Regions from separate parts of the Homo sapiens genome. Here region 1 is linked to region 2. A link is a loop called in an ENCODE intact Hi-C map of the cell type or tissue named here. Cell type or tissue: heart left ventricle. All regions are shown on one strand. Each heading gives the region's core, and the rest is flanking DNA. Links, peaks and the distances in the headings are about the cores only.

Region 1 (8,000 bases), core at 1-8,000, 180 kb before region 2:
GCTCTGCCCGCAGAGGATGAATGTCTGGTGAGAGGGGGAGGCTGAGCCGACGGGACCTGGTGGGTTGTCTGCCGGGCAGGGAGGCTGGAACCCTGCCATGGGGGCCTTGGTGCCAGGCTAGCAGGTGGGGCTTCAGGCTGAAAGGTGTCTGAGGTTTCTTTAAGCAGGTGTCTCTGTTGTACCCAGGATTTAATGTGTAGAGGCAGCAGAGTGACAGTACAGAGAGGTTAATACTACTGTAATATTTGTATTATTTAGGGTTCTCAAGAGAAGGAGGCATAGCACCCCGCCCAGGGCCACGTGGAGAGGTGCCAGCTTTGAACAGGAGGCAGGAATGGAAAGAAAGTGTGGCCACAGCTTTTCTGTGGAGAAACAGGGCAGGGAAAGGGCTTGGCACCAGCTGGCTTCCGTTATGTCGGCAGCCCTGGGCTAGAGGAGTGGTCTCTGGTGACCTGGTCCCTGGCCCTGGGTGACGTGGGGCAGAGGAGATGCTGGCTTGGCGAGTGAGCGTCAGGTAGAGAAGGTGGTTGGGGACATGGGCTCTGGATCAGTGGGTGTGTGTATGAAAGCTGTGCTCATAGGGCATCACTGACAGGCTTAGGAATTAGTGAGCCCTGTGGGGGAGCAGTTTCTCACCCAGCTACCCGCCTCTCCTGCCACAAGATGTCAAAACATCACGAAATACGGAAAATGTAAAGAGCATGTTAACACACAGTGGAGTGTCGTGCTTAGTGCTGCTCGTGAGAAAGGCCCGAGTGTGAGGGGAACCCTCTGTGTCCCCATCTCCTGCAGAAAGCCAACAAAGGCCAGAGCCGGGCCATCGAGCGCCTGAAGAAGAAGATGTTTGAGAATGAGTTCCTGCTGCTGCTCAACTCCCCCACAATCCCGTTCAGGATCCACAATCGGAATGGAAAGGTCAGGATGGGTGGGGGTGGGACCAAGACAGCCCCTTCCTTAGTCCAGAGCAGCCCACTCTGTGGCTCCTGGCCCTGACCTGTACGAACCGGAAACTCAGGCCCCCTCTTCCTGAGGAGGCTGCCATGGCTCCAGCTGTTGACTCGCTCTCCCCTCTCGTGTGGAATGAGTGCCCTCTGCTGGCCGTCCCTGGCACAGCCGCTCCTGTCACCTTGGCTTCCCAGGAAGGAGCTCCCCCTTCACCCACCCACCCCCAGCTGCCTCCTCCTGCAAGGTCAGCTGTGCCTGGATAAGGAGGAGCTTTGGGCCGGGCACAGTGGCTCATGCCTGTCATCCCAGCACTTTGGGAGGCTGAGGCAGGCGAATCACCTGAGGTCAAGAGTTTGAGACCAGCCTGGCCAACATGGCAAAACTCTGTCTCTACTAAAAACACAAAAATTAGCCGGGCGTGGTGGTGGGCACCTGTAATCCCAGCTACTCAGGAGGCTGAGGCAGGAGATTGGCGTGAACCCGGGAGGTGGAGGTTGCAGTGAGCCGAGATTTTGCCATTGCACTAGAGCCTGGGCAACAAGAGCGAGACTCTGTCTCAAAAAAAAAAAAAAAAAAAAGATAAAAGGAGCTTTGTTGGGGTCCCCAGGATCTGGGAGTACGCTTTGCCTGACTGTGGTCACCCACTTTATGCTTATCTCCTCTCTTCAGAGTTACCTGTTCCTACTGTCCTCGGACTACGAGAGGTCAGAGTGGAGAGAAGCAATTCAGAAACTACAGAAGAAGGGTAAATTCCTGCCTCTTCCACGCTCCCCAATGATGTCCGTGGCATTGATGGGCCTTTTGTATTTCTAAGCGTTTCATGTCCAGTATCACGTCTTTGGCCCTCGCAGTCACCCTCAGAGGTGCCAGGGTGAGCGTTTAAGGATGTTACGGATTAATTGAGACCCAAAGAATCTAACTGATTGGCTGAAAGACATGATGATTTAGTCCTGGGACTGGACCCAGAGCCCAGCCTGGGCTTTCTCTCTCTCTCTACCTCTCTCTCTCTCTCACACACACACACACAGAGACACACACACACACACACACACACACATACACACATACACAGAGGCTGGGTACGGTGGCTTACGCCTGTAATCCCAGTCAGGAGTTTGAGATCAGCCTGGGCAACGTGGTGAAACCCCGTCTCTACTAAAAACACAAAAATTAGCCAGGTGTGGTGGTGGGCACCTGTAATCCCAGCTACTCAGGAGGCTGAAGCAGGAGAATCCCTTGAACCTGAGAGGCGGAGGTTGCAGTGAGCTGAGATCACAGCACTGCACTCCAGCCTGGGCGACAGAGTGAGACTCCGTTTAAAAAAAAAACGAAAACAAAACGCATACACCACACACACACACACACACACACACACACACACACACACACACACACACACACACACAAACCTCTTCAGTTAGATTCTCCTACTCTGACCCCTCTCGCAGCATCTACACCAGTCCTGCTGTGTCCACAAATCCTTCCCCCTCCCTCGCAAGGACCAAGTCTGCCCCAGGGATTAAGCCGTCTTCCTGCAGCAGCCCCCAGGGAAGAGCAGCCGGTCCTGGTGGACCAGTGCCCACGCTCCCTTCTCTCTCGGCTCTCCCTCCAGATCTCCAGGCCTTTGTCCTGAGCTCAGTGGAGCTCCAGGTGCTCACAGGATCCTGTTTCAAGCTTAGGACTGTACACAACATTCCTGTCACCAGCAATAAAGACGGTAAGCTCGGGAACCAGAGGTGGCCCAACCGGCAGGTCCCAGCCCTCAGAGCGTGGCCGGCTTCCCGTAAGGACTCAGACAGACATGTGGCTGTAAATGGCTGATCCCTGCTCGGCTGTGCTGAGACTGTTGAGTGGCCAGGACACAGCTTGGGTAGGGGTGACTGTCTACTGAGTTCCCAGATGACCCCAGCTTTTCCTTGGGCCCCTCTGTCTGGCTTGGGAGAACTGGCACCCTGGTGCACTGAGATTGTGCTGTTAATATATTCATGAGAGAGCAGACCCGGTAGATAAAATGGTGTATGGGAAATGAGGCTGGAAGTTTCCAGGGACCAGCTCTTGAAAGGCCTTGAATCCCAAGCAAGGGAGTTTGGAATTCATGCTGTAAGCCCGGGAGTCTGGGGGGGTTTTGAGCAGTGGGGAGCTGTGATCAGGGCTGGGAACTGACCGGAGTGGGTGTATTCTAGCTGCCTGTGTGCTGGGAAAGGGTCCACTTTGTGAACGGGGTCCTGAAGGCAAGCTTTCCTCGACATAAATCATTAGCAGAATGATTTATCATATTGGTCAGTTTTCAGTGCCAGGATAGGCAGGATTTGGAGGGAGAGACAGTACCCATGGGGAATGGTACTAAGTCCCTGGGCCAGGATGGTGGGTGTGCTGGACCCCCCCAGGCTGAGTGGAGGAGAGAAGGACCCCCTAGCCCTACCCCGGGCAGCTCACATATAAGGCCGCCGTGGCCTTCGGAAACTTTTTCATCTGGCCACCAGGTGGTGATGTTGGACCAAGACTCAGCTGAGTCTCATACCCCGTCTGCCTCCCGCCGGCCTGGGGTGGAGGCTGAGGGGATCCGCTGACCACCCTCTGCCCTGGGGGCTTTTCTCTCTTGCAGACGATGAGTCTCCAGGACTCTATGGCTTCCTTCATGTCATCGTCCACTCTGCCAAGGGATTTAAGCAATCAGCCAGTAAGTGCCCTGGCCAGGACGAGGTTGGGTGGGCCATTGTGGATTCTGCACTGCTCTGCCCAGGATGGGGCCCTGCCAGCACGCCTTTAGACATGGGGCATTCCCCTGGAGGCCAGAAACCAGCTCCTCTTGGCAGGGAGGTCACCCCTGGCCTTTGTCTCCAAAGTCCTCTTTCTCAAGCCCTCCCTGAAGCTGTCTGAAACCTAGGGGCCGGGCGCGGTGGCTCACCCCTGTAATCCCAGCACTTTGGGAGGCCCAGGCGGGCGGATCACGAGGTCAGGAGTTCGAGACCATCCGGGCCAACATGGTGAAACCCCGTCTCTACTAAAAATACTAAAATTAGCGTGGGCATGGCGGTGGACGCCTGTAGTCCCAGCTACTTGGGAGGCTGAGGCCAGAGAATCCCTTGAACCCGGGAGGCGGAGGTTGCTGTGAGCTGAGATCATGGCATTGCACTCCACCCTGGGCGACAGAGCGAGAATCCGTCTCAAAAAAAAAAAAAAGAAACCGAGTGCGACAAACACGTGGACTCCAACTTCATATCTGAGGGCGACAAACACGTGGACTCCAACTTCATATCTGCCCATGACAAGCTGTGTGACCTTGGGCAAGTTTCTTAACCTCTCTGGGCCTCCACTAAAAGGCAGTCACGCTTGTGAATTTTGACCCGAGAGCAGGCTGGGATATGATCGTGTGTGTGCAACGCTGGTGTGCTGCCACGCTCATCGCTTTTTCTCCCCTTCCCCCTTGTGGGTTCCTCATACTAAATCTGTTTTTAGTGTCTCACAAAGTAGGATTGCACTTTTTAATTTTTAAAAAATTTTTTTTTAGAGACAGGTTCTCCCCATGTTGGCCAGGCTGGTCTTGAACTCCTGGGCTCAAGCCATCCTCCCACCTCAGCCTCCCAAAGTGCTGAGATTACAGGCGTGAGCTGCTGCGCCCGGCCTGGTTGCGCTTTTTATCTACCTGTTATCCACACGGGAATCTGTGAGTCAGTTAGACAGCTAATAGTTTCTACCCATTTGCCAGAGGAGGTAACCGAGTCACAGAGAGGAGAAAAGACTTAACATCACAGAGGATCAGAAACCCTGACTCTCTCCCTCTCCACCTGCCCCTCCCACTCCCTGCTCTTCACTGGCAGGTGGGGTCTGCCCTCACCCCTCCCTGCAGCGCCCCACACAGAGGTGACTCCCCGGGCCGTTAGAGCAGCCTTTCCCAGGAAGCCTCCCTGAGTTCCTGGGGGCAAACTGGCCTCCCTTCTTTGTCCCTTCTTTGTGCCCACATCCCCTCAGGTTCCTTGTGCCCCCATCCCCTCAGGTTCCTTGTGCCCCCATCCCCTGAGGTTCCTTGTGCCCCCATCCCCTCAGGTTCCTTGTGCCCCCATCCCCTGAGGTTCCTTGTGCCCACATCCCCTGAGGTTCCTTGTGCCCCCATCCCCTCAGGTTCCTTGTGCCCCCATCCCCTCAGGTTCTTTGTGCCCCCGTCCCCTCAGGTTCTTTGTGCCCCCATCCCCTGAGGTTCCTTGTATCCCCATCCCTTTGAGGTTCCTTGTGCCCCCATCCCCTGAGGTTCCTTGTGCCCCCATCCTGCTCAGGGCAAGCTGGTTATGGCACCTGTCATGCTGTTTTGTCACTTAACAATTTGCGTCTCCCACTGTGAGTTCTCTGAGGGCGGGAACCAGGTCTCCTTTACCCTGGGATGCATGGGAGCTCAGAAATGTGGAATGAAGTCGTTAATTTACACAGCACCTACCGTGCACCTGGAGAAGGTGAGAACATGGCTGGCGTGTGGACGTACTCACATGTGCAAAGCCTGTGGCGTGTTCAGAGCCTCTCAGTCTCACGGTCCGCTCTGAGCCTCCGGCATCCCGCCGAGGTCACGGAAACCATCCCTGTTTTACACACGAGGACGCCGAGGCTCGGAGGGGCTCAAGGTTCCTTCCTGGAGTCACACAGTAGCAGGTGGTGCAGCAGAATCCACGTCTTCCGGCACCAGAGCCGGAGCTCTAACCTTTTGGGCACTTCTCGATGTCTGGCCGGGAACACCACACGGTCCCTCAGGCTGCTTGTTACCGTGGAAGCTTCCTGAACTCTCTCCAGACCCACAGACCTCCCTTCTTGGGGGCTGCCGCTGAGGAGCTTCTGGCTAGTGAGCTCTGAAGCACTGTCCCACCCATGTCTGGACCAGGCGCCACCACTCCATGTCCCCAGATGCCGCCCCTCCCTCTCCTGCTTCCCGTTGGCCGGGAGGTCCTCGCCTCAGGGAGCCGACCCGTGGCCTCCCAGCCTGGGCGGGTGTCAGAGCCGGCTGAGCTGCTCCAAAATCTCTCTTTACCCCCAGATTATCCTCACTCCCTTCGCCGCCGCCACCCCTGACCCACTCATATGTCTGTTCTCACTCAGAGGTGAGGCCCTGTGTCTTCAGCCGTGGTAAACTCAGGACCTCTGGACAGGCAGGCCCAGGGTGTAGGCACCATGACTTTTCCTGCTGTGCAGACAGGAACCTGGGGAGAGAAGGGAGGTGATCTGTGCAGAGCTGGGGTGTGGACCCAGATGGTCTGACTCCGGAACCCTCGCTCTGACCCTGTGAGCCGTCCCCAGCTCCTTCCGGAACCCTCCCTCTGACCCTGTGAACCCTCCCCCAGCCCGTTCCGGAACCCTCCCTCTGACCCTGTGAGCCCTCCCCCAGCCCCTTCTCGAACCCTCCCTCTGACCCTGTGAACCCTCCCCCAGCCCCTTCCGGAACCCTCCCTCTGACCCTGTGAACCCTCCCCCAGCCCCTTCCGGAACCCTCCCTCTGACCCTGTGAGCCCTCCCCCAGCCCCTTCCGGAACCCTCCCTCTGACCCTGTGACCCCTCCCCCAGCCCCTTCCGGAACCCTCCCTCTGACCCTGTGACCCCTCCCCCAGCCCCTTCCGGAACCCTCCCTCTGACCCTGTGACCCCTCCCCCAGCCCCTTCCGGAACCCTCCCTCTGACCCTGTGAACCCTCCCCCAGCCCCTTCCGGAACCCTCCCTCTGACCCTGTGAGCCCTCCCCCAGCCCCTTCCGGAACCCTCGCTCTGACCCTGTGACCCCTCCCCCAGCCCCTTCCGGAACCCTCCCTCTGACCCTGTGAGCCCTCCCCCAGCCCCTTCCTGAACCCTCCCTCTGACCCTGTGACCCCTCCCCCAGCCCCTTCCGGAACCCTCCCTCTGACCCTGTGAACCCTCCCCCAGCCCCTTCCGGAACCCTCCCTCTGACCCTGTGAACCCTCCCCCAGCCCCTTCCGGAACCCTCCCTCTGACCCTGTGAGCCGTCCCCCAGCCCCTTCCGGAACCCTCCCTCTGACCCTGTGAACCCTCCCCCAGCCCCTTCCGGAACCCTCCCTCTGACCCTGTGACCCCTCCCCCAGCCCCTTCCGGAACCCTCCCTCTGACCCTGTGACCCCTCCCCCAGCCCCTTCCGGAACCCTCCCTCTGACCCTGTGACCCCTCCCCCAGCCCCTTCCGGCACCCTCCCTCTGACCCTGTGAACCCTCCCCCAGCCCCTTCCGGAACCCTCCCTCTGACCCTGTGAGCCCTCCCCCAGCCCCTTCCGGAACCCTCCCTCTGACCCTGTGAACCCTCCCCCAGCCCCTTCCGGAACCCTCCCTCTGACCCTGTGAGCCCTCCCCCAGCCCCTTCCGGAACCCTCCCTCTGACCCTGTGAGCCCTCCCCAGCCCCTCGAGGAGGGGCTCACACCGAGATCAATCCATGATGACAGCACTTCATGGCCCGTCTCAAACACACAGGCCCACTCCCTGGTCTGGCCCAGGCTGGGGTGCTCAGGGCCTCTGTGTTGTTCACCTGCAAATCCCCAGCCCCGTTCTGTGTGTTCTGAGGCCCACCTGGGTCTTCTTTCTGTTGCTCCAGCTGGAGGCTTCTTGGGGTAGCTGCACTGTCCTTTCTGCAGGAAAGCTGGTTTTTTTGGTTTTTTTTTTTTTGAGAAAGAGTCACTTGGTCGCCCAGGCTGGAGTGCAGTGGTGCCATCTCAGCTCACTGCAACTTCCACACCCCAGGTTCAAGCGATTGTCCTGCCTCAGCCTCCCGAGTAGCTGGGACTACAGGCATGTGCCACCACGCCGGGCTCACTTTTGTATTTTTAGTAGAGATGGGGTTTCACCATGTTGGTCAGGCTGGTCTCAAACTCCTGACCTCAGGTGATCTGCCCACCTTGGCCTCCCAAAGTGCTGGGATTTACAGGCGTGAGCCACCTTGCCCGGCCAGGAAAGCTGTTCTGATGGAGAATGGCCCAGCTGGGCAGCTGCAGGGGCTAAGTGGAGTAAGCCACCTGCACTGTATGCCCGCACTGTGACCTCTGACGTTGTTTCACGCTGCAGAGGGTTGGCCATAGTG
Region 2 (10,631 bases), core at 1,434-9,433:
GAGGCCTGACTCAGCTCCGCTTGGTCTTAGATGTCCCTCTTACCCCTAAAGGGGATGGCGCTCGCCATAGGATGCCCCAGGCCAGATTCTTCTTTCATTTACACCTTGGTCATTCTCCTGTGTCCTCCGCTGAGTGTTTGTTTTGGGGGAAAGCCCACACTTTCTTTAGCTCCCAAGATTCTGGATTGGTGATTGGAATACAGATGTTTCAAAACTGTTCACATTCTAGAAACATGTTTTATCGGGACATCCAGAGCTGTTGAGACACTTGGGATCCGTCTTCAGCTCCGTTTAGCTTATTAATTCCCGAGGGACCGTCCATCCCTTTTCTAGTATCTGAACGTTTGGATTCAAGACTCCACTTCCCTGCTAGGTGGCTGGAGAAGCAAACCAGGGTCCAGAAGGTGTTCTAGAAAGTCGGGTGGATGGGGAGAGAATGGAGGAGGAGGATCCGTCCCAGCCTGTCCCCAGCCCAACGGCCCTTTTCCTGTGGCCATCAAATCTTTGTGTCCAGAGTGTTGTCCTTCCCCTGGACAGTGCCGGACACACTTCCCTGACTCGCTTTGGCGAGTTTTCTCTGCTTCTTTTTGACCATGCCCTGCAGTCATCATCCACAGTTCCCCGAATCTCTCTGTTTTTTTTACATGATTATTATTTTTTAGAGACAGGGTCTCGCCCTGTCACCCAGGCTGGAGTGCAGTGGTGCAGTCATAGCTCACTGTCACCTCAAACTTCTGGGTTCAAGGGATCCTCCCACCTCAGCCCCCCAAGTAGCTAGGACTCTAGGTGCACGCCACTACACACAGCTTCGTTTTATTATTTATTTATTTATTTATTTATTTTTTGAGTCAGAGTCTTGCTCAGTCCCCCAGGCTGGAGTGCAGTGGTGCAATCTCAGCTCACTGCAAGCTCCGCCTCCCAGGTTCATGCCATTCTCCTGCCTCAGCCTCTCAAGTAGCTGGGACCACAGGCGCCCACCACCACGCCCGGCTAACTTTTTGTATTTTTTTTAGTAGAGACAGGGTTTCACCATGTTAGCCAGGATGGTCTCGATCTCCTGACCTCGTGATCCGCCCGTCTTGGCCTCCCAAAGTGCTGGGATGACAGGCGTGAGCCACCGCGCCCGGCCCAGCAATGTTTTATTGTTATCTTTTAGTAGAGATGGGGGCTGCATATGTTGCTCAGGCTGGCCTTAAACTCCTGACCTCAGGTCATCCGCCTGCCTGGGCCTCCCACGCTGATTGGGATTACAGGCGTAAGCACCGCACCTGGGCCTGCAACTCTGTCTTTAGATCTTGCGGCTTTGCTGCCTCCCACTTCTGTACAAAATGTGGCACCATGACCCCTGAAGTCCTGCCCCGTGGCTTCTGTATATGATGGGACCGTGACCACTGAAGTCCTTGCCCTGTGAGCCTTCCTCAGTGCTTTTCTTTCTGGGCATTTCTGCCCTTCCAGCATCGACCTGGCTTCATGGAGAGGAGACCAGAGGGTCCCCTCCAGAGTCATCTCTCTTGGGAGGAGCTTTGGCTTCTTAGCCTGGCATGTTTTTGGCCAGCTTCTTTCTTTCCTTAGCCTGAGGTCATGGAGGTGATGTAGGCGGGGTTTGGAGCTGTGGATGGAAATTTGAGGCCTGTGCTGGTTCAACTCCAAGAACAAAGACTACTTTGACAACAGCCAGTGAGCAGCTTCTGCTGGGAGTTCTGGGCGGGGGGCAGGGGTGGGAGGAAGAGAGGCCTCTGTGAACAGGGTGTTTCCATGTCTCAGAAACAGATTCAGTAAGAGACAGTCAGCATCGTCTTCCCCCAGCCTTTCCCTTACTGGCCTGATTGACACCGTCGCTGTCTGAGTTGTGGAGAGAGAAGGAATGGGCAGGAGAGATAGGAAACAAGGCCCTGGTGTGTGTTTTTTTCTTTCCATTTAAAAATAGGAAGTTGGCCAGGTGTAGCCTTCCCCAAGTAGCTAGGACTCGAGGTGCACGCCACTACACACAGCCAAGTTTTATTTTTATCTTTTAGTGGAGACGGGGGCTCACGCCTGTAATCCCAATGCTTTAGGAGGCCAAGATGAACAGATCACCTGAGGTCAGGAGTTCCAGACCAGCCTGGCCAACATGGTGAAACCCTGTGTCTACTAAAATTAGCTGGGCGTGGTGGCGGGCGCCTGTAATTCCAGCTACTAGGGAAGCTGAGGCAAGAGAATCGCTTGAACCCGGGAGACAGAGGTTGCAGCAAGCCAAGATCGCGCCACTGCACTCCAGCCTGGGCGACAGAGCAAGACAACGTCTCAAAAACAAAACAAAGAGGCCGGGTGCGGTGGCTAACGCCTATAATCCCAGCACTTTGGGAGGCCAAGGCAGGCAGATCACGAGGTCAGGAGATCGAGACCATCCTGGCTAACACGGTGAAACCCTGTCTCTACTAAAAATACAAAAAATTAGCCGGGCATGGTGGTGGGCGCCTGAAGTCCCAGTTACATGGGAGGCTGAGGCAGGAGAATGGCGTGAACCCGGGAGGCGGAGCTTGCAGTGAGCCGAGATTGCGCCACTGCACTCCAGCCTGGGTGACAGAGCGAGACTCCATCTCAAAACAAAACAAAACAAAACAAACAAAAGAAACCCCTGCAATTGAGGCAGTTGGGGCAGAGACGGGGGAGGGCTCCGCCTCATTCAGGAGCTGTCTAGGAAGTGACTGAGCAGAAATGAGGAAGAGAGAAGCATGGGGAAGGACTGCCAGGTTTCTGGTTTGGGGACACTGGGTGGAGGGTAGTTGGTTCCATTCATGGAGACAGGGAACCATGGCAGGGAAAGGCAGGGAGGGAGGGAGGGGAGGTGGTCACTTGTGGGAAGGTGGCCGTGCTCAGGAGGCAGCACCCTGTGCCCACGCTGGAATTCTCAGTTACCTGGCTCTAGATGAGATGAAGACAAATTATTTTTTTCTCCTTCTTGTTGGTATGAGTTCTTTTTTTAGGTTTAATTTAACACAATAAAATTCATGGTTCTTAAGGACCCAGCTCAGTGTGTTTGAACAGCTGTTATACCGATATGAACAATTATCCAAACAAGACCAAGAACATTTCCATCTCCCTGCACAGTCCCCTGCTGAGCCTCTCTGGTGACTCCCCCTCCCATCCGTCGCTTTGGTTTTCTGTCACTGTAATTTAGTTTTGCCTGTAGACCGTCATGGAAATGGAATCGTACAGTCAGTGTTATTTTGTGTCGGGCTTCATTTGCTCAGCATGATTGTGAGGTTTATCCTTGTTTTTGTATACATCAGTTTGTTCCTTCTTATTGCTGAGAAGTGTCCCATTGGACGAGCATCTTGTCACAGTGTATCCATTCTTCCAATGATGGATGTATGTGAGTTGTTGTCAGTTTGGGGTGGGGAAGGCTGTTATAAACATTTTTATGGACTTAAAAAAATTATCTTGGGTAAATACTGATGAGTAGGAATCCTGAGCGGTAGAATTCTGAGTCGATTATCAGGTAAATGAACATTTACCTTCATAAGATGGACCAAACGGTTCTTCAAAGTGGTTGTACTGACCAGGCATGGCGGCTCACGCCTGTAATCCCAGCACTTTGGGAGGCCAAGGCAGGCAGATTTCTTGAGCCCGGGAGTTTGAGACTAGCCTGAGCAACATGGCGAAACCCCGTCTCAATGGAAAATTTTCGAGTGTGGTGGTACGCGTTTCTAATCCCAGCTACCCGGGAAGCTGGAGGATCACTTGAGTCTGGGGTGCTGCGGCGAGCTGAGATCGCACCACTGCACTCCAGCCTGGGTAACAGTGAGATCCTGTCTCAAACAACAACAAAGTGTTTGCACCATTTATGTCCCCGGCAGCGGAGTGTGAGACTCGCACTTGCTCCACGTCCTCACCCGGGTTTGATACTGTGGGTGTGTTTTACTTTTGCTATTCTAGTCAGTGTGAAATCATTTTAATTTGCATTTCCTTGATGACACCTTTGCATATTCTTACTGGCTGTCCACCTATCTACTTTCTGGACGTGTCTGTTCATATCTGCTTGTTGAGAGTGTGCACTCCCAGAGCCTGGGCCACGGCTCAGCTACCTGCCGTAGATGGGGCAGGAGGGAAGGAGACGTTTGCAGAGATTTGAACCACAGGAACCAGTCAGCCCCTTGGAGCCCTGGCCCAGGCTGTGGGATTTTCGGAGGAGGCCTTCCATTTTCATCTGTCCTGTTATCAAACCAACTGCATTACTTAGTGTCTGCTTGGAAGTATCTGTCCTTCGCAGTCAGCTTACTCTTTTGGCCAAAAGGAAGCTCTGCTCCTAGATATGGATAAGGAATTTGACAGATCTCCAGCCCTGCCCCCTTAGGAGAAGGCCAGCCCCTCTGCTTCTTCCCCTGTGAGTGGACGTCCTTGGATGCATTAGCTCAGGCGAACTTGGAAGATTCTGTGGGTTTTGTGTGGCCTATTTTGAGTCTCATTGTTTGGCTTTAATCAGAAAAATAAACACTTATTTTTAATTTTCTCCCTGGCCTGGCTGAGCTAGGTTCAAACGATCTTTTTTAACTTGACCACATGTGAATGACCGGAAATGATGTCCTGTTGGGGAAATGGGTCATTTCCAAGATTTTCTCTCCAGGAAAAGTGTAACTTATTAGTTTCCTAAGAAAGGCTCTAACAGGCCACAAAGAAGTTCTTATTAAGACGTTTTCTCCTTTTATGTGGTCCTAATCACAGCCTTATCACAAACCCCAGCCCTGGTTGTTAATCCAAGGTATTTAGTTCTTGTATTTTATATACAAGGAAATAAAGAGACGCCTCCCTCACTCCTCCGCCCCCGGAAATAAAGAGACGCCTCCCTCATTCCTCCGTCCCCAGGAATGATTCGCCCAAGGGTGGGTGTTGTCTCCGGGGACCAGGATCAGGAATTACGCCCTGAATAAGGATAAAGACCTTTTTTCCCTTCACTGAAACAATCATTTTAAAAAATTTGCTGTGATCTCACTTTTTTATTTTAAATTCCTTTAATGAAACCTCACCCTCAAACTTGATACATCAGAAGATTTGCTTGGACTAAAAGTGGAATTTCCATCTTAACCACATGGCTCCGAGGTTCTGCTCTCAGGATGAATTGGGCTCCATGTCATTTTGTTTGTCACTTTCTTCTCGGACCAGCGCAGTGGCTTCACCACAGTGGGCACTGTGGTTGGATTCCGTACCTGTGAGAGAAGTTTCTAGAATCCTTTGGCTTGAAATACACATACTTGGCCACATTCTTTCTTCTGAACCGTCTTCTGTTGCCGCCCCCTGCCGGAGGCTAGAAAGAGACACCTGCAGAAAAGCTCCTCCCACCAGCTCTCCTCCCAAGATGCAGAAAGGTGACGCCCGCCAAACCCCAGCGGGTTCCCAAGAGGCCTTTGTGTTGGACGCCTCCTGCTTCTCAGTCAATGAGTCGTGTCCTTTCCCTGCTTGCCAGAAACCTTTAGCTCCACGGGTTTAAAACCAGACTCGTGGCCGGGCGCGGTGGCTCATGCCTGTAGTCCCAGCACTTTGGGAGGCCGAGGCGGGTGGATCATTTGAGGTCAGGAGTTCAAGACCAGCCTGGCCAACTTGGTGAGACCCCGTCTCTACTAAAAATTCAAAAATTAGCCTGGCATGGTGGGCGCCTGTAATCTGAGCTACTTGGGAGGCTGAGGCGGGAGAATCGCTTGAACCTGGGAGACGGAGGCTATAGTGAGCTGAGATCGTGCCACTGCACTCCAGACTGGGTGACAGAGTGAGACTCTGTCTCAAAAAAAAAAAACAAAAAACCAAAAACCAAAAACCAAACCAAAACAAAAAAAACCCAGATTCCTTTCCCTGCTCTTCACTAGTTTTTCTTCCGCTTTGTTCTCTCCTTCTCCTTCCCTCTCTGTCTACTTGTTGTTTTTTTTGAGACAGAGTTTCTCTCTTGTTGCCCAGGCTGGAGTGCAATGGCGCGATCTTGGCTCACTAAAACCTCTGCCTCCCGGGTTCAAGTGATTCTCCTGCCTCAGCCTCCCGAGTAGCTGGGATTAGAGGCGCCTGCCACCACACCTGGCTAGTTTTTGTATTTTTAGTAGAGAGAGGGTTTCGCCATGTTGGTCAGGCTGGTCTTGAACTCCTGACCTCAGGTGATCCACCCACCTCAGCCTCCCAAAGTGCTGGGATTACAGGCGTGAGCCACCGCACCTGGCCTGTCTACGCATTCTTTCATTAATTTGTTCTTTAAACACATATTAGAGCTTTTAACTGGCTCTGCGTGTTTTTTTAGGCTCTGGTTATGAATAGGGTCTCACTGACGCATCTACCCAAGCTACAGGCCTTGACATTCTCATTTCCCCCCATTCACTGGGTTCAATCAGGTTGGGGCACTATTGTTTCACTAGTCCCTTAATGAGTCCACCAACTTCCAGTCTCACCCTGTCTACACAGCTCCCAGAACAACCTGGCTACAGTACCAGTTGTTCACGTCACTGCCCTATGGGCCAGCCCTCATTACGGGTGGATCCAACCCAAACTCCCTGGCGTGGACTTCAAGGGCACCCCCTCCCCTGCCCCCAAACCCCACCTTCAAGGGCACCCCCTCCCCTGCCCCCACACCCCACCTTCAAGGTCCCCCCACCCCCGCCCGCAAACCCCTCCTTCAAGGGCACCCCCTCCCCCACCCCCAAACCCCACCTTCAAGGGCAACCCCTGCCCCGCCCCGAAACCGCACCTGGCCTTCTAGCATCCTCACCTTTGCACACTCTGCTCAGCCACACTGGTCGACCCCCAGGGTCCCCAGACACATCGCCCATTGCCGTACCTTGGAACCTTTGAGCATGATGGCCCCTGCTCCTGGGATTCCCTCCGCTTCTTCTCTCTCCGATGAGGTTGTGTACTAATGTCAGCTGTACACGTTGTCTTTTCAGCATGTTACCTCCTCTCAGAAGCCTGCCCCCACGCTGTGCAATGGTCGCTGTGCAGATCTCTGTTACGGCGTCATTGCCTGCATTCTACTTAGCTCTCGTCTGTCTCCCCTCCAGACTGTGCCCCCAGGGCTTCCAGGTCTAGCCTCATTTCTAATAGTTTGTTGCCACGATGTCACGAATTAGAGCCCTGTCTGTTAGCCCACAGGGCTCCAGCCTCACCCTCTCCCACAGCTCCCGTGGCCCTCCTAGCAGCCTTCAGAGCTTCATGGTTCACAGTCTGGAAAAACGTGTGCTGAGCTCTGCCTGCCTCTTGCTGTTTCTTGGATGCCTCGCCCTATCCCACTCCTGGCCTGCCTGGTGAAAACCGGTTCATTCTTCACAGAGCAGCTCAGACGCTACGGCCTTTCCTCTTCAGTCGCTCTAACTCACAAGGTTAGATGGTAAAAATAACGAGTATTTTGTAAAGCACTGAGCGTGTGCCCCAGACATTGTTCTAAGCATCTTCCCCGATTTCCTCTATGTGCCAGTAGTATCGCGCTTTTCCTGTATCCTAATAGTTTATGTACGCGTCCGTCTTCCGTATGGGGCTGGGCCTTCCATAAAGGAAAGAAAGGCTCGTGTATCAATTATCTTTCTGTTCCCAGCCTTTAGCACAGGGCTTCACACGTAGAAGGAATCCAGTAGTGGCTGGTAAATGCAGCTGTTTGAAAAACACAGTCGCGGCCGGGCGCGGTGGCTCACGCCTGTAATTCCAGCACTTTGGGAGGCTGAGGCAGGTGGATCACGAGGTCAGGAGATCGAGACCATCCTGGCCAACATGGTGAAACCCCGCCTGTACTAAAAATACAAAAAATTAGCCGGGCTTGGTGGCGGGCGCCAGTAGTCTCAGCTACCAGGAGGCTGAGGCAGGAGAATGGCATCAACCTGGGAGGCGGAGCTTGCAGTGAGCCGAGATCATGCCACTGCACTCCAGCCTGGGCGACAGAGTGAGACTCCGTCTCCAAAAAAAAACAACACCGTCGCTGTTCCCATAGTTGTTTAGTACGTTTGTTTAATATATTAAGAATTAGTTTTTTTGTTTGTTTTCGAGACAGAGTTTCACTCTGTCACCCAGGCTGGAGTGCAGTGGTGCAATCTCAGCTCACTGCAACCTCTGCCTACTGGGTTTAAGTGATTCTCCTGCCTCAGCCTCCCGAGTTCACACCATTCTCCTGCCTCAGCTTCCTGAGTAGCTCGGATTACAGGCGACCGCCACCATACCCGGCTAATTTTTTGTGTTTTTAGTAGAGACGGGGTTTCACTGTGTTGGCCAGGCTGGTCTCGAACTCCCGACCTCAGGTGATCCCCCCGCCCCCGCAGCCTCCCAAAGTGCTGGGATTCCAGGCGTGAGCCCCCGCGCCCGGCCAAGAGTTAATTTTGATGACATAGAATGTGCTGGGAGCTGGTGCCCCAAAGGGAACCACAAGGAGTTTCCCGTATAAATGAGGAATGAAGATGGTATTCTAGTGTGAAAGTAATTATCAGCGAACGACACTAACAGCGCTGTTGAGCTCCCCGCCCAGTGAGACTGATTCCTGGGCTTAAGAGAGAATCTCAGAGTACATAACTCTTACTTCCTACTCTCCAGGTGCTTTCTTCATTGATGGGGAGACGTACATGAAACACGCTTAGAGCAAAGGACGCCTAGCGTGTTCTAAATGACCACAATAGGGGATGTGGTCATGAGCCGGATTGGGAGTCCTGTACGTCGTAGCCTGTGTTGACTTCCTTGAGCACCGTTGTTCTTAAGTCCCTCTGTCACCTGAAATTTCAATAGCTTTTTTGACAACATGTGAGATTGAGTGTCTTAGTATTCACTTTGGGAGCCTGCCTTTTTTTCTGGGCACCTGCATTTCCTTTCTTTTCTTTTCTTTTCTTCTCTTCTCTTCTCCTTTCTTTCTTTCTTTCTCTTTTCTTTTCTTTCTTTTCTTTTTTTTCTTTCTTTTCTGATGGATTCTTACTGTGTCGCCCAGGCTGGAGTGCAGTGGCACGGTCTTGGCACGCTGCAACCTCCACCCCCCCAGGTTCAAGCGATTCTCCAGCCTCAGCCTCCCAGGTACCTGGGATTACAGGTGCACGCCACCACGCCCGGCTAATTTTATATTTTTAGTAGAGACGGGGTTTCACCCTGATAGCCAGGATGGTCTTGATCTCCTGACCTCATGACCCGCCCACCTTGGCTTCCCAAAGTGCTGGGATCACAGGCATGAGCCACTGTGCCCGGCCTAAAAAGCTTTTGAAAGTAGCCAACACCTGTACTCCCAGCACTTTGGGAGGCCGGGGCAGGAGGATAGCTTGAAGCCAGGAGCTTGAGACCCCCTGAGCAACAAAATGAGACCGGGTTCTACAATTTTTTTTTTTTTTTTAATTTACCAGGCATGGTCACATGTGCCTGTAATCCCAGCTACTTGGGAGGCTGAGGTGGTAGGATCACTTGAGCCCAGGGAGTTGGAGGCTGCAGTGAGCTATGATTGCACCACCGTACTCCAGCCTGGGCAACAGAGCAGAATCTTAAAACAAAAACAAAAACACCACAACCAAAACAACAAAAAAACCCTATTTCATTTCACACTAGTCTGATTCGATCTTCTGCTCTTAAGTGTGTAGTGAGGCAAATTAAGACTTTTGAGATAAGAGACCCAGGTTTGAATTCTCTCTGATTTATGATTCAGTGATTTAACCAGGCAGCCTTCAGTGAGTGGCTTATCTCTATGAGTCTGTTTGCTGATCTGCTCAATGGGGTTGTTGATAATAGTATAGAAGATTCTGTTGTGAGGATTAAAAGAGGTAGTATAGCACCCGGCATGGTGGCTGACGCCTGTAATCCCAGTAGGTTGGGAGCCTGAGATGGGAGGATCACCTGAGGTCAGGAGTTCAAGACCAGCCTGGCCAACATGGTGAAACCCTGTCTCTGTTAAACACACAAAAGTTAGCCAGGCATGGTGGCGTGCGCCTGTAATCCCAGCTACCCCAGAGGCCGAGGCACAAGAATCACTTGAACCCGGGAGGCGGAGGTTGCAGTGAGCTGAGATTGTGCCACTGCGCTCCAGCCTGGGTGACAGAGTAAGACTCTGTCTCAGAAAAAAAAAAAAGAAAAAAGGTAGTATATATAAAGCAGTGTTTTATGGTGCTTGACACAAAGTGCTTCACCAATGGTAAATGGTGTTCTATAATTGCACTGTTGATATGTTTCTTTGAAATTGTTCTTTTCTGTAGTCATTTTTGTCTTTTGCGCCAGTAATTTATTTATTCACCTGTAACAGATTCTGGTTTTCTCATGGAGGAGTGTGCAGTAGTGACTGGCTGCCTTTGTGATCCAGGCTTGTGCCTGGGAGCTGCATTAGTCTGTTCTCCCATTGCTGTAAGGACATAACAAGACTGGGTAATTGTTTATTTATTATTTGAGACAGAGTCTCGCTCTGTCACCCAGGCTACAGTGCAGTGGCATGATTGTGATCCAGGCTTGTGCCTGGGAGCTGCATTAGTCTGTTCTCCCATTGCTGTAAGGACATAACAAGACTGGGTAATTGTTTATTTATTATTTGAGACAGAGTCTCGCTCTGTCACCCAGGCTACAGTGCAGTGGCATGATCTCGGCTCACCGCAGCCTCTGCCTCTCGGGTTCAAGCGATTCTCCTGTGTCAGCCTCCCGAGTAGCTGGGATGACAGGTGCCTGCCACCACGCCCGGCTAA

Evidence for each region. Peaks named below come from ENCODE experiments on the same cell type or tissue, not always from the same donor. Only the 100,000 strongest peaks of a DNase experiment are listed, where the experiment ranks them.
Region 1: it touches region 2 in a loop (2.2-fold over the local background); 6 of 110 quality-filtered maps call a loop at or near these places.

What each region holds. Positions count from the first base shown.
Region 1 is chr17:1,051,660-1,059,659 of GRCh38, reverse strand. ABR (ABR activator of RhoGEF and GTPase) reads left to right here. Exons shown (of 23, transcript NM_021962.5): 11 at 793-915; 12 at 1,615-1,690; 13 at 2,558-2,662; 14 at 3,551-3,625. Among named protein-coding and RNA genes, the nearest start is that of MIR3183, 33 kb to the right of the region's middle. In heart left ventricle, for the core only: CTCF peaks have their summits at 1,097 (motif pointing left) and 3,427 (motif pointing right); DNase peaks (open chromatin) are centred at 1,089, 3,419, 5,499, 5,859 and 1 weaker place; H3K27ac peaks cover 1,041 bases.
Region 2 is chr17:874,435-885,065 of GRCh38, reverse strand. All of the region lies in intron 1 of NXN (nucleoredoxin), which reads left to right. Among named protein-coding and RNA genes, the nearest start is that of MRM3, 97 kb to the right of the region's middle. In heart left ventricle, for the core only: a CTCF peak has its summit at 5,280 (motif pointing left); DNase peaks (open chromatin) are centred at 1,673 and 5,385; H3K27ac peaks cover 3,773 bases.